Linked DNA regions of Homo sapiens: region 2 is linked to region 1. The links are chromatin contacts, found by Hi-C or POLR2A ChIA-PET in ENCODE. All regions are on one chromosome and are shown on one strand. The core of a region is the stretch at or near the end of the contact, and the rest is flanking DNA. Distances in the headings are between cores, read along the strand shown. Region 1 overlaps SETBP1 (SET binding protein 1). Region 2 overlaps LOC105372091 (a long non-coding RNA gene).

Evidence for each region. Hi-C counts contacts between places; a loop is a spot of excess contacts on that map. ChIA-PET counts read pairs that join two places held with the same protein, here RNA polymerase II (POLR2A). Pooled maps may share reads with other maps.
Region 2: a pooled map shows a loop between it and region 1 (9-fold over the local background). The contact joins two enhancer-like sites. A Hi-C loop is called at or near these places in 14 of 37 single-sample maps with no recorded cell type and 5 of 50 pooled maps. POLR2A ChIA-PET finds 5 or more read pairs at or near these places in 2 of 52 experiments (BJ and activated B cell).

What each region holds. Positions count from the first base shown.
Region 1 is chr18:44,799,330-44,805,714 of GRCh38, reverse strand. All of the region lies in intron 2 of SETBP1 (SET binding protein 1), which reads right to left. Among named protein-coding and RNA genes, the nearest start is that of SETBP1, 120 kb to the right of the region's middle. RefSeq lists enhancers at 2,099-2,581, 2,640-2,689. Within about 2 kb of position 2,379, at least 17 of the 41 ENCODE cell types and tissues checked have a DNase peak (open chromatin) inside an H3K27ac peak, as active enhancers do.
Region 2 is chr18:45,099,788-45,106,172 of GRCh38, reverse strand. The region is part of intron 3 of LOC105372091 (a long non-coding RNA gene); the gene reads left to right. Among named protein-coding and RNA genes, the nearest start is that of MIR4319, 130 kb to the right of the region's middle. RefSeq lists enhancers at 2,504-2,573, 2,654-2,703. Within about 2 kb of position 2,497, at least 4 of the 41 ENCODE cell types and tissues checked have a DNase peak (open chromatin) inside an H3K27ac peak, as active enhancers do.

The sequences.
Region 1 (6,385 bases), core at 1,130-3,629:
AAAGATGACAGTCTCTGCCATCAAGGAAATAACGATCTAGATCAGAAGAAAAAGCAAATGCCTGAAATAAAGAAAGAACAGTTTAACAGACCATGGAAATTCATATGAAGTTACCAGGACAACAGAACATAATCAAAGTTAAAAAGGAGATGTCCAGGGTAAAAACACCTTTGGAGAAGTCCAAAATTGCTTTGTGAAGGGGTTGAGATTTGAGCATAGAATTGAATAACTGGTAGGTTTTGAGACGGTGAAGGAAGAGAAGTACACGTACAAACACACCCACACACACACACACACACACACACACACTTACATGTGCATACACATGGACCCACAGCCATCCCCATGGGTGTCTGGCAGCTGCTAGACACACAGAATAAGTTAATCCCTCAGACATATGGCTGAGCAGCAAATAAGCAGGTTCCCAATGTCACCTTTCAACATGCTAGGAATACTTTTATTATTTTATTATTTAATTACTTGGAGTCTTAAACGGTTTCTCATCTTTAAAGTCTTCTGATACATTTAAATCCCTAATTTAAATCCCTAGAGAGAGAAAACTTCCTCTATCAGCTCTCCTTAGACTTTAGTTGTATGGACAAAGTGTAGGGACTGCAAACAGCCTGAGATCTTGGGAGAAGCTTGAGTCCAGGAGTTGAAGCACACACAGTGCTTATTCCAGGGGAGGCCAGGATCCTGCAGCAGCCTTGTGTCTAAGGCTTACAGAGGAATTTCCCATCATCGTTTATGTCTCACTGTGTGTTCTGTGAAACACATGTCACACAGACTGATAGGTGACATGGCCTGGAGGAGTGGAAGCCTTTGCACAGGGCCCTTAAGGATGTTCCCCCATATCCGGAGAAAAAAACCATGAGAGTGTAAGAAACGATGCAAGCTCTATCAGAAATCACCATCCCACGTTGAGCTCATTCTTTTTACTAATAAGAAGAGGGCTGGATTTAATGGTCCCCAAATCCCTTTATAATACTCAAGTTCTCTGTTTGTGTGCTTGGGGCAAGTTGAACCATATTTATGGGCTTTTGCCTTCCTCATAGTGGATAGAACTGCATGTTCTCTCATAGACCATGAGAATTATGAAAATACTTTGGGATCCTTTAGTAAAAGCATTCATTCTTTTTAAGGTACCCATTAAAAGGGAGGGGAAAACCCAGATCCCAAAACCAAATCTTGCAAAATAAGTTAGCCACAGGATTACTTTCGAACAGCTCTCTTACCCTATTCTACCTGTCATATTCTGCCAGAATGTTCTCCAGGCTCTCCACGGACTCTACAGTTTACAAAAATTCATATCTCTTCAGGAAAATATCTGCTGCTTGAAATGAGGTTCACATGATTTGAAGCAAATTAGAATATTCCATGATGAGGAATACATAACATTTTGGTCAAAATCGCCTGGCCTAAGCCCATCTACATATTCTCCTCTTTCATCCTCATAACCTGAATGGAAATAAATGTCACACACTGACTCACAGACTTGCACAACCATGCACACACTATATCCTCCACTTTAAGACATAAGAGATTAACTTGTTCAATTTTATAACCTCTTGGTTTCCTTTCTTTGTTTCAAGTGCCTCTCTTTTTTCAAAATCATGTGTATTTGGGCAACTGGTTTGCCAAAAGGTATGGATGGCTAAAAACAATTTACTTATTGCAGACACAACCTCTTACCTTGTCCTGATAACTAATTAGCCAAAAGAGTGAGGGATGAAAAAGGAGAAAAAAAATAGTTCCAATAATATGCTAGTTTACCTCATACTTCTCTGTCATTTTGCAACAGACCATGAGAAGACATCACTACTTAATGAAAAAATATTCAATTGTCTAAATCTGAGTTTTCTTCCTGAAAACAGTAAATTTTAGCTAGATAGGAAAAAGTTTCTTTTAAAGAATATACCCTGTTTAGAGGTGGATAAAGTGAAAGAGTTATAGAGAAAAATTAAGAAATGTAAAGAATGAGAAAAATAGTGAAAAAGAGGTGAAGAGAAAAGAATACAGAGAGAAAAGATAAATGTAAGAATTTAAGAATGGTAGTTTAAAGATGCCCAACTCCTTGTTTTCACTATTGAGGAAGTGAGACCTAAAGTATGGAGAGGGGAAGAACAGGAAAGCTGGAAGAGGAAAAGTGAAAAGAAAGAGTAATCAAGAGAGAAAATAATGGAGGAAAGGGAAAGGGCAGGAGTCTCGAAGCAGCTTCTGGGAGACTCAGTCTAAGAAGTGCATGTCTCTAAGAAGCACATTCTGTCCTGGCTATCAGATGCAATCCTGTGGACATGACTGCACCAGCTATATTTAGCTCCGATGTAACTCAAGTCAATAGTGTTCCATTAGGGCAGCTGCTGCAGAGTCCTGAAGAAACGTTTTACTACCTACCCTGGAACAGCCGTGCCAAGGGCCTGGGCCTTCACAGCTACAGAACTCCACTGTGTTTATATACAAAGGAGCAGCATTTTGAACATAACTGATATGACTGTTAACATAGTTTAATGGCCTGCTATATAACAGAACAGCACTTTCAGAAGACCAAAGTCATTACTCTCGGTTCCTAAGGATGTCCCTTCCCCCAATCCCTGCAAGCAAATATTGGCCCTTACCTTATATGGTGTGTTCTCTCCCGAGACCTTCTCTGGTTTTCTGATCTTTGCTTTAACTCCGCATGGGGCTCTGTGCTTTGGAAGAATACTTTTCAACGTCTACTCAAGGACACCCAGGCCCAAATGACCCACAGAAATACCTACAGGTTTCCTCTGATGCCAGGGGAACATAGCTGATTCCTACTGAAAACAAAACAAAAACAAAAAACAAACAAAAAGCTTGGTTCTTGGAGGACTGGCAGGTTACCGACGTGCATACCCCATGGCCAGAAATGAAGACCTGCTATTACTAAGGAGAAGTGAAAAGTCTAGGAATAGTTGAGAAAGCCATGCTTGACCTGAATAATTCATTAAGTAACTATGAGTCATCGTTCTGGATATGGCATCTTATTAGATTTTGTGAGACAAACCACACATAGGCATTCCCTTCTCTCTCAAGCAGATTCAGTTATGATGTGTGCATAAAGCAATCACATGGGTGGGACAAGGAATAGATACATGGGCTCAAGATGAATGCTGAGGAAGGAAGATACACCTGGAATCTAAGAAGTCTAGGAATATTTTTCAGAGGAAGACACTCCTTTCTTGAAGAATGAATGGGGTACTGACAAGGAAAGAGAGCATTCCAGTTGAATGAGATCAAATAAGCAAAGTTGTCGCTTATTCTTTGGTTGTATATAGTCAGACACTTTCGCAAAGCTAAAGTCCCCAATCCTGTGCCTTGACAAGTATCAGTGGGTCTTCATAATTGATTCCTGGAACAAAAGCCATCTGCACAAAGGTTCTTTCCAAGAATCAACCTACTTATCTATGAATCTTTCTTCCATGAAACCAGACTAGGAAAGGTGAGCAGAAACTATCATAGAAAATATTTGGATCCTCAGAAGAATGACTGTCTCTGTTTCAGAAAAAGATTCAGGGCCAGTGACATTGATGCAAAAAAAATGATGGAAGCACCAGCTCTGATCTGAACCTTGAAAAGGAGATTCCCTGGAGGACGGTGTATGCCAATTATTTCTGCCTGGCAGAGGAGAGCAAGAAAGGAGGCAAGTGCCAGGTGGGGTGAGAAATTTACTGTAGCCAGAGTTCACCTACAGGCTGTCTAATTCCTTTAACCTGGGCTGGACTGAAGGGCTGAGAAGAACATTCTCATTAGGGTATGAAATGGATCATTTCCAGTGGCCAGATGGTTCCCCATAAATACATTAATGACTTTATAGGCATGTCTGCTTGGAAAAGGAACAATTTAACTACCACAACGTAGGAAGTGCTCCTTTTGGATTCTGGGTAAACTAAATCAAAGACCAAGAAATTACAAAAAAAAAAAAAAAGTCTTTGTTAAATTACTCCCTTTCGCACACCTCATTCTTTTTATATGGCAAGCTCAATAAACAAGTGTAATATTTGTTTTCAAATTAAAAAAATAAAATTCATCTCAACCTTCAAAAGTCATTCAACCATGAATGGTCCCAATGTTGAGAAACACACACACAAATCCACACACATATGCAAACCTGTGCACATGCACACACATACTCCTCATTGGTAACAAAGTCAAGGCTTCTACTGCTGAGTATGGCTGTGTAGTGACAGTACTCATGTCACACTTCAACTGGATGACTTTCCAAAGGCAGTCATGTCCCTGTCAAGAAGTTCCTTTCTTCTACCTCGAAACAGATCCCAAACCTGTCTCATTCTCTGTCTAATGCCCCATCCTCAACCCTCACTCAAGCTACAAGAGTAGCTGCCTAGAACTTCCAGAAGGATCTCTTTACAAACAAATCTGATCTTGTCCTGCCCCTACTTAACCTTTTTTTTTTAAATACTTTAATTTCTAGGGTACATGTGCACAATGTGCAGGTTTGTTACATATGTATACATGTGCCATGTTGGTGTGCTGCACCCATTAACTCGTCATTTACATTAGGTATATCTCCTAATGCTATCCCTCCCCGCTCCTCCTACCCCACGACAGGCCCCGGTGTGTGATATTCCCCTTCCTATGTCCAAGTGTTCTCATTGTTCAATTCCCACCTATGAGTGAGAACATGCAGTGTTTGGTTTTTTGTCCTTATGGTAGTTTGCTGAGAATGATGGTTTGCAGCTTCATCCATGTCCCTACAAAGGACGTGAACTCATCCTTTTTTATGGCTGCATAGTATTCCATGGTGTATATGTGCCACATTTTCTTTATCCAGTCTATCATTGATGGACATTTGGGTTGGTTCCAAGCCTTTGCTATTGGCGAATAGTGCCGCAATAAACATACGTGTGCATGTGTCTTTTAATGGCACCCACTGCTTTTAAGCTAGGGACAGTAATTTTCTCTCCCGGTCAACAAGGATGGGGCAGGTACTCACTCCAGTCTCATTTCCCACTGTTTCTCATCAGTTCATTGGACCTACATGGATCTTCCAGTTCCTCAAAATTTCCTCAGCCATAACTACTCCCTCTTGGGGTCTTTTGGAAAAACGTCCTCATTGCTGGGCTGCTCTTCCCTTCTCCATTCACTGGCTCACTCCTGCTCACCCCTCTGCACAGATGCATCAGGAAAGCTTCCTGCCCTTCCCAGCACCACAGGTTTTCTTCAAAGTTCTTGCCATTTTGAAACTGTTTATTTACATTTTGATTGTCGGATCCGTGCTCGGAAGGCCACCAGGGTTGGTGTGAAGATCAAATCTGAGAATGGGGATAGATATCCTTCAAGAATTATAAACAGAATCCCAATATAAATCCCTGCTTTTTTCATTGCTGCTTCTAAAGGACTCCCAGCCCCCAAAAGAAAGTGAAAGCAGAAGCATCACTTACCCCAAACATCAAAAGGAAATGACATCCAAAGCAGGCATTTTTAAAATTTATGTTGGGCTAAGACGGTAGCCACCACAACTTGGTGAATAATTAGCCTTGAGGTCTCCTAGCATAAAATAAAAATCCACTTCCCTCAGGCCAGAGAAACCACTGACAACCACCAGCCTGAGTTTTGACAATTTCCCTGCCCATCACACACCTGGTTCCTAAGGTCCCAGTAGCCAAAGGGGAGTAAATATTAACTCTGGTAGGGAATGATTTGTCAGTCATGAACAGCTGTCCACAGTTTCCAAGGTACTGACCTGAAAAGGAGATGAAAGGAACAAAGACTGGGGTAGCTTCCACACTGGGCAGGACATCTTGCCCTTGCCTCTTGGTCTGCTATCTAGCCAGTGATGCTGATTTCTATACCTACACATTCAGGTTCCTTTACCCTTTGGTTTTAGCCAAGAAGGGGCACCAGCAGGAGATCACAAAAGGGAGGTGAGTGAGGTCAGAAGTATTGTTTTCCCAGCTTCCTCCATGCTGGGTCACCCCAGGCTAGCTGTGTCCTTAACCAAAGGCCACAGCTCCTATCAAGTATACCTCCAACAGAGCTTGCTTGTGCCCTCTTTTTAGCTCCGCATCCCCAGCAAACCTACACATTCTGAAACTGATCCTCCTTCTTCAAGCCTAGTGTGATCATGGTTCATCTGCGATATTACTATCCCTGTGATGCTGCAGCAATCTTTGTGGTTTCCCTACACCCAGCTCACAACCTGGAGGTAGAGAGACATCATTTCAATAAGCACACACATGCGCAAGAGTGCAGTTTTAGGAGATGAGTTTTAGGAGGTAAGGAATGTGTTTCTACGCATGCCTGCATTTCTGTGATCTGGGGTGGCTGCAGGATCTAATAGGCAAGGCTTCTCGGAAAAAAACCTATACTTGATCTGACTTCAGAACAAGGCCAAGTTTAGGTG
Region 2 (6,385 bases), core at 1,248-3,747, 300 kb before region 1:
AGAACCTAGACCTTTATTCTCCTTAGTCAGCTATCCTTTGGTTATGAGCACTAAAAGTCTATTCAAACTAGTTTAAATATTAGAAAGAAGTTATACATGTAAATATATAACTCATAGAACCCAATGGCTACATAATGGGGTATCATAGGACCTGCAGAGTTGGGAGATACTAAGAATTTCTCATCTCTGCTTCATTTTTCTGTCACAGATGAGCTTCTCTACTCGTGCACTCATCACGTAAATCAGAGCAGTACCCAAAAGTGGCCACACCCTTTGAATCTATATAGGTTTCTAGTTAAAGCACTGACACTCATTAATTTAATCTACTTAATCTAGGAGTTCCTTTTTAATTCTGAAAAGAGACATGGATTTCCTGAGCTTCATCTGGTGTAGTTAGCCATGGCATGGCTTGGGGAGCTTCTGGTACTTGGGGTTACATTTCAAAGAGGAGGTTCTCTAGAAGGTGGTGTGAATGAAGAAGAAACAGCAGTAAAGAAATGACTGCCATTTTTGCCAGTGTCCTGTTCTTACTCAGTATTCATGGAACCTAGTGAAGATTATACCAAAGCTACAACAGGCCAGACAGGCACCTATTAGTTATACATGTATTTAGCAATAAGCTTGGCATTCTAGAAGACATGAGTCCTATGCTGTAGGTATTTACTAATTGCTAGACATTCCTTAAGCAGAATCCTTACCTTCAGAGGAAGGAACCAAAAGGAATAAATCAGGCAATCAACCTTTGACTAGTGTTATTACAAGTAAAGGGAAAAGACTCAGAAAACTGGTAATTTCACAAAAGTATTGAGGGAGATAGATGTTCTTGTATCCATGACTACTCAGGCCTTCTCTGGTTTCATCCCTAATTCCTTGCTCTGAATTCAGATGGCTTCTTGCCATCTGACAAGATCACCTATGGTAACTTCTTGGTGGATGCTCATAACTAGAAGCTTGAAGACACAGGCTGTGGTTTCTTCATCCTTTATCCAAAGCACAGTTTCTGGCATAGTAGATGTCCCATAGATGTTAAATGCATGGGTGGATGGATGGATAATGATTAAAGCCTCAGTTGAAAAGTTTGGCATTCTTATGAATTCTGCTTAGTCCCCCTGGAGAGGCCAGATCCTCTTCTTCATCCACATCTTTATCCTTTTTTACCAGTCTTTTTCAAGAGCAGGGAATTTGTATTGGTATTGAGGACTTTGACATTTGTATTACATGGGAAAAGCAAAAGACTAACAAGGGGATCATGTTCACATTAGCCTGAGGGACTGAGTAGTTTTCAGTATTCAAGCTAAAACAAAACACCTTTCTCTAAGGGTGTAAATGCAGCTTTAATTTCAAAAATGTGCTTTTTCTTAGAGGCAGAGGGAGTTAAATAGTTCATAACAAAAGGTGAGGATTCCTGGTATTGAGTTCTAACGGTAATGACCATTACACAGGTTTTTGATTTGTGCTGGATTGTTGCTGAGCATTAAGGACATCCTACCAAAGTCCAGGAAACTGCTAATTAATCCTGCAGGAGACTGCAAAGACACACTTGCCATTCATCCAGCAAGTGCTATTTAAAAGCCTGTTGTGAGCATCTGAGTGCATTTGGGCTAAAGAGCTCATGGACTAGACGCAACAGGAGCTATACAGACTACCAGTGCACCACCAGCGTGCACCAGAATGCATGTCCCAGCAAACAACTCTCAATTGGCCAATTTGCAACAGGGCACCCTTTAGCCTCTTTGGCCCTGGTCATTTCCTTCCCACCCTGCCCTTTTGGAGGCATCAACATTGAGCTCAAAACATGTTCAGTGCATTCTTTGCAGTGTACCATTTGTACCTTCAACAGCTAGGCTGACATTTGTTAAGGTAATATAAGAATGCAGCAGATAGACAGGAAGCATGAACTTCGGGTCAGTGAATCCAAAATGCTCTCTCACTACAGCCTGTTTTCTGCACAGCAGGCTGTGGCTCTAATGACTGTTTCTCATTGAACTCCTAGAAGAGCAGCAGTCTCCCTTTCCTTCAGTATCTTGCCTGTTTCTCCTTGGGGGACAATCAGCCTCTTGTGCTTTTTTCATTCTAATGCAATGAGCCTCTAAGAGTTGGCCTCCCAAGCTCTTTGGCAGTAAATGCATCTTGAAGATATGAAGACACAAGCAGCCACCTCAATAAGGAAGAGATACAGAAATGTACTGTGAAGTTTCATGTGACTAGATTCAGTTCAGTGAGCATTTACAGAGCATCTGGGCAGGTGTTCAAGGTAGTGAGGGGGCAAAACCTTTTGAGAGCTTACTACAACCTGGACACCAGCACTGGAGCATTACCTGAGCCAGCTTAATTCATACTTCCCCACTCTGTGAGGACACACTAGAGGACACACTACAGTCTGAATTTTAGACACAAGAAATGGAGAGGTTCAACAACTGGCCCAAGTCCCACAGGTAGAGAAGGCTTTAAAGCCAGGACCTTGCATCTATATCGAAGCCTAAACTCATTCCACTTTTCCACTGTGTCTTCCTGAAGCTGAAAAGGCACAGGAGATAAGGAGGAGACCACCCCTCATATTGTCTTATGCCCAATTTCTGCCCCCAAAGAAAAAAAGGAAGTAAAAACTAAAAGGCAGAAATGAAACCCACAGGCAGACAGCCCGGCACCACAGCCTGGGCCTAGTAAAGATTGGCCCCTGACCTAATTGGTTATGTTATCTATAGATTACGTTGTATGGAAAAGCACTGTGAAAATCCCTATCCTGTTCTGTTCCACTCTAATTACCAGTGCAGGTGTACACAGCCCCCAGTCACGTACTCTCTGCTTGCTCAATTGATTAAGACCCTCTCACACGGACCCCCTTAGAGTTGTAAGGCCTTAAAAGGGACAGGAATTGCTCACTCAGGGAGCTCAGTTTTTGGAGACGTGAGTCTGCCAATGTTCCCAGCTGAATAAAGCCCTTTCCTTCTACAATTCGGTATCTGAGGGGTTCTTGTCTGCGGCTCGTCCTGCTACAGAGAGATGTAAGTCCAATCAACAAGTGATGGGTATACACATGTAGTTTAACAGAAAGAAAGGAGCAGAGCATCCCAGCAGGAGTCTAAAGAGGGAGGAAGTTGAGATAGGAGGGGCCTGAGTTTGAGGCTCAGTTCTGCTAATCTCTTGCCTTCCTACAAGGCAGCGTGGAGGTGAACCTGAGTGCTCTGTGAGCTGTCCCCGCACTTCACAAAGCCTCCACCCTATGACGCCAAATTCTCCCTGCACTTAAGGCTCCACAGATGATCTGCCTATCTCTCCTCAAAAGCTTCACCAATTCTTGCATTTTTAACTCAACAAGCATTCATTTAACAATTAATATGCATATTAAATGCATGCTTCCTTTTAAACACAAGTGTTCAATGTCAAACATTTTATTTGCATGTGTGAAATAAAATATATCCAATTATTCATTAAGCAGTATCTTCATAACAAAACAGAAGTGGCTAAAATAAAGAACCTCTGTACAAGTGGTTATTCTCCAGCTATTTTAAAAGTTTCAAACAAAATCGTCAAGACATATTACTAAATGAAAAAAGCAAAAACAAGATACAGAACATTTAATAAGCTAGTGTGAGTGTGTGTGTGTGTGTGTAAAACACAGGAGACCAATAACATTGATTGCCTCCAGGAGGGAACTGGATAGCTGAGGAATAAGAACAAGAGGAAGACTTTCACCATACAGAAGTGCTTTCCAAGCTACCTGTGAGGGAGAAGGACCAATATTTTTCCCCTCATTCATTACAGACCAGTGCATGGTCCTATTACGTATGTTTCTATGCAGATTGCTTTATGTACCACTTACCACATGACTTTGACAATGTTCAAACCCATTTATTCCCTTTTCCTGGGCTAAAGTCCACTGGTTTTACACTTGGACGTAGAGAAAATGTCACATTGCTACAGAAGTTTCTAACTCTTACTTTTTACTCTGAATTTCTGTTGTGTACAACAAGAAATGAATGTGTACAATGTAGTTTAACAAAAAAGGAAGGACCTCACGTGAAAAAAAAGAAAACAGTTCCCAGAAAGGCACTGCCATACATCCTCCTGCACTTTTGACTTTGAATATATGATCTTTCCGGAGGAATTTGCTTTATAAAAAAATTGCCAGGGAAACACCCTTAGCAGAAGTGAGGACAGACTTGAGGATCTTCAATTCCCTTGGATGCTCTCTTGCAGCATCAGCTATCAGCAAAAGTGTGAGACTGTTCAAGTCTGTCTGTGGCTCTTTCACCACCTTCTGTAGTAAACAAGATGCTCCATCCAGTCCTTTCACCTCCTTTCTGGAGGAATCTTATGGTTCCTTCCTCTGTACTCTCTGACACTTAATGTGGAGGCCAACTCACTCTTATGTAGGTATACAGTCCTAATACAAAAATACACTATTTCCCTTTCATGTAAACAGAGAAATTGAAAATATAGTTTTCCAGACTGAAGGAAACAAAGCCTCAGGATTGGATATCAGATTTGAGTATTTTCAGTTGGCCACAACTTACAGCTGGTCAGCTCTCAGGAAGAGTGCATGAAAAATCCTGGGAGTGGGGTCAGGAGACAGGGGTTCTGTAGAACGTTCATGGTAGGTGTGGCAAGAAGTTCACAGGAAGGAGACACTAAAATTGGAGATTAAGGTAAATGAGGCTGGCCATTTCAGGTTCGTGTAATTCATTCAAGTAGTGATTAGAACTAAACTGTGCTAAGTCATCTTAAAGATCCGAATAGTCACCAGTTCAAACGTAACCAGGCTGAATATTTTAACAGGTCTAAAGAGGGAGAACATGTCTATCAGAAGCACAACACTGTGGAGTTCCAGGGTCATCTAAGCCATGACCAAGGGAGATGTGTCCAGACCTGAGGACAGAACCTACCAGGTCCTGGTGGCACAGCTGTTCCTGCTGCAGAGATAGTAGTATCAACCTTGAACTACTGCTCACCAGCACAGAGCTCATCCACCCTGTTCTCACGACATATGGATTAAGCAATCTGTTAATACAGGTTGCACCACCATGTGTCTTTGCCTACGGGAGAGAATGTGTTGGCTCTTCTGTTATATGTCTCATTATAAATTACTAAGCTGGCTCTGTAGTTTATATTCCAGGCTCTTATAAACCTAGATAATGTGAATCTATTCTGGCCATACAGATCTACTTTTGGTCAAGAGGAAAATGAAAGTGAATGAGCATATGAGGCTAAAGAACTGACCATGGGCAGGGGTTATTCCAACATGGCAAAACTACGTGAGGCCTTGTGGCAGTCGGGTGGCTAAAGACTGGGAAGCTGGCCTCACAATGCCTCTCTCTCAAAGTCCTCATGTACTTTTGGTAAAAGCAGAAGCTCTAGACATAATCTTGAGGCTTCTGTACTGGTTTTGATTTGGCATGGCTCAACAATGAATAATTGCAGTATGTCTGACATGCAGTTATACAGTTATAATAGTTGTAATTAATGACCAGGTTAAAAAGGCCCCATGTCAAAATGGCCAAGATAAAAAGCCATATACTTTGTAAAACCTGCTTTAAATTTAAAAAAGTTGAGATAATCCATGTATATGTTTCAAATTTTAACATGTATTTTTAAAGTACTGTGAGAAGTCTCCCACTCTTGCCTTATTTGCCAAGTTTCCACAGTAATCCCTGTGATTAATTTACTGTCCATTCGTGTAAATAGTTTGGCATACTCAATCCAATAAAATATATGTTTTTATATATTTCTTTTTTTACACAAAGTCCCATGCCCTGTGCTGTCTTTTGCATATCGTGATGATCTTTTGTTAGTATATCTTGGGTGATTTTTCCATAGCAATACAAAAACAAAGTTTCTTTCAGGAAGTCATATCATTCTTGTAGTAAACGAGGTAAGAACACAGGATTTGGCATCGGACAAACACAGCTTCAACAGTTACTATTTAAGTGCCTTAAGTGGGTTTTTTAACTCTAGTAAATTTTAAATTTCTAAATCTACAGAACGAGGAGAAAAATACCCTGTTTACAAGGTTTTTATTAGGTCTGAATATATAGGTGGAACCCTTCCCATGTTGTCATGCACAGGGTCATAGGAAAGAAGAGGAAGGAAGCAAGAAGGTGGAAGAAGGAAGAGGATTTCATAGTAGCCTTATTTTCAGGTTCCTGCAAATCAACCAACTGGGCACTGGATAGATGAGTTTCCTCCAGTGAACTTCGGTGTCCTCATTTTTTGTTGTTATTGTTGTTGTTTGTTTGTTTGTTTTTTGAGACAGAGTCTCGCTCTGTCACCCAGGCTGGAGTACAGTGGCACAATCTCGGTTCACTGCAACCTCTGCCTCCTAGGTTCAAGGAATTCTCCTGCCTCAGCCTCCTGAGTAGCTGGGATTATAGGCACGTACCACCAC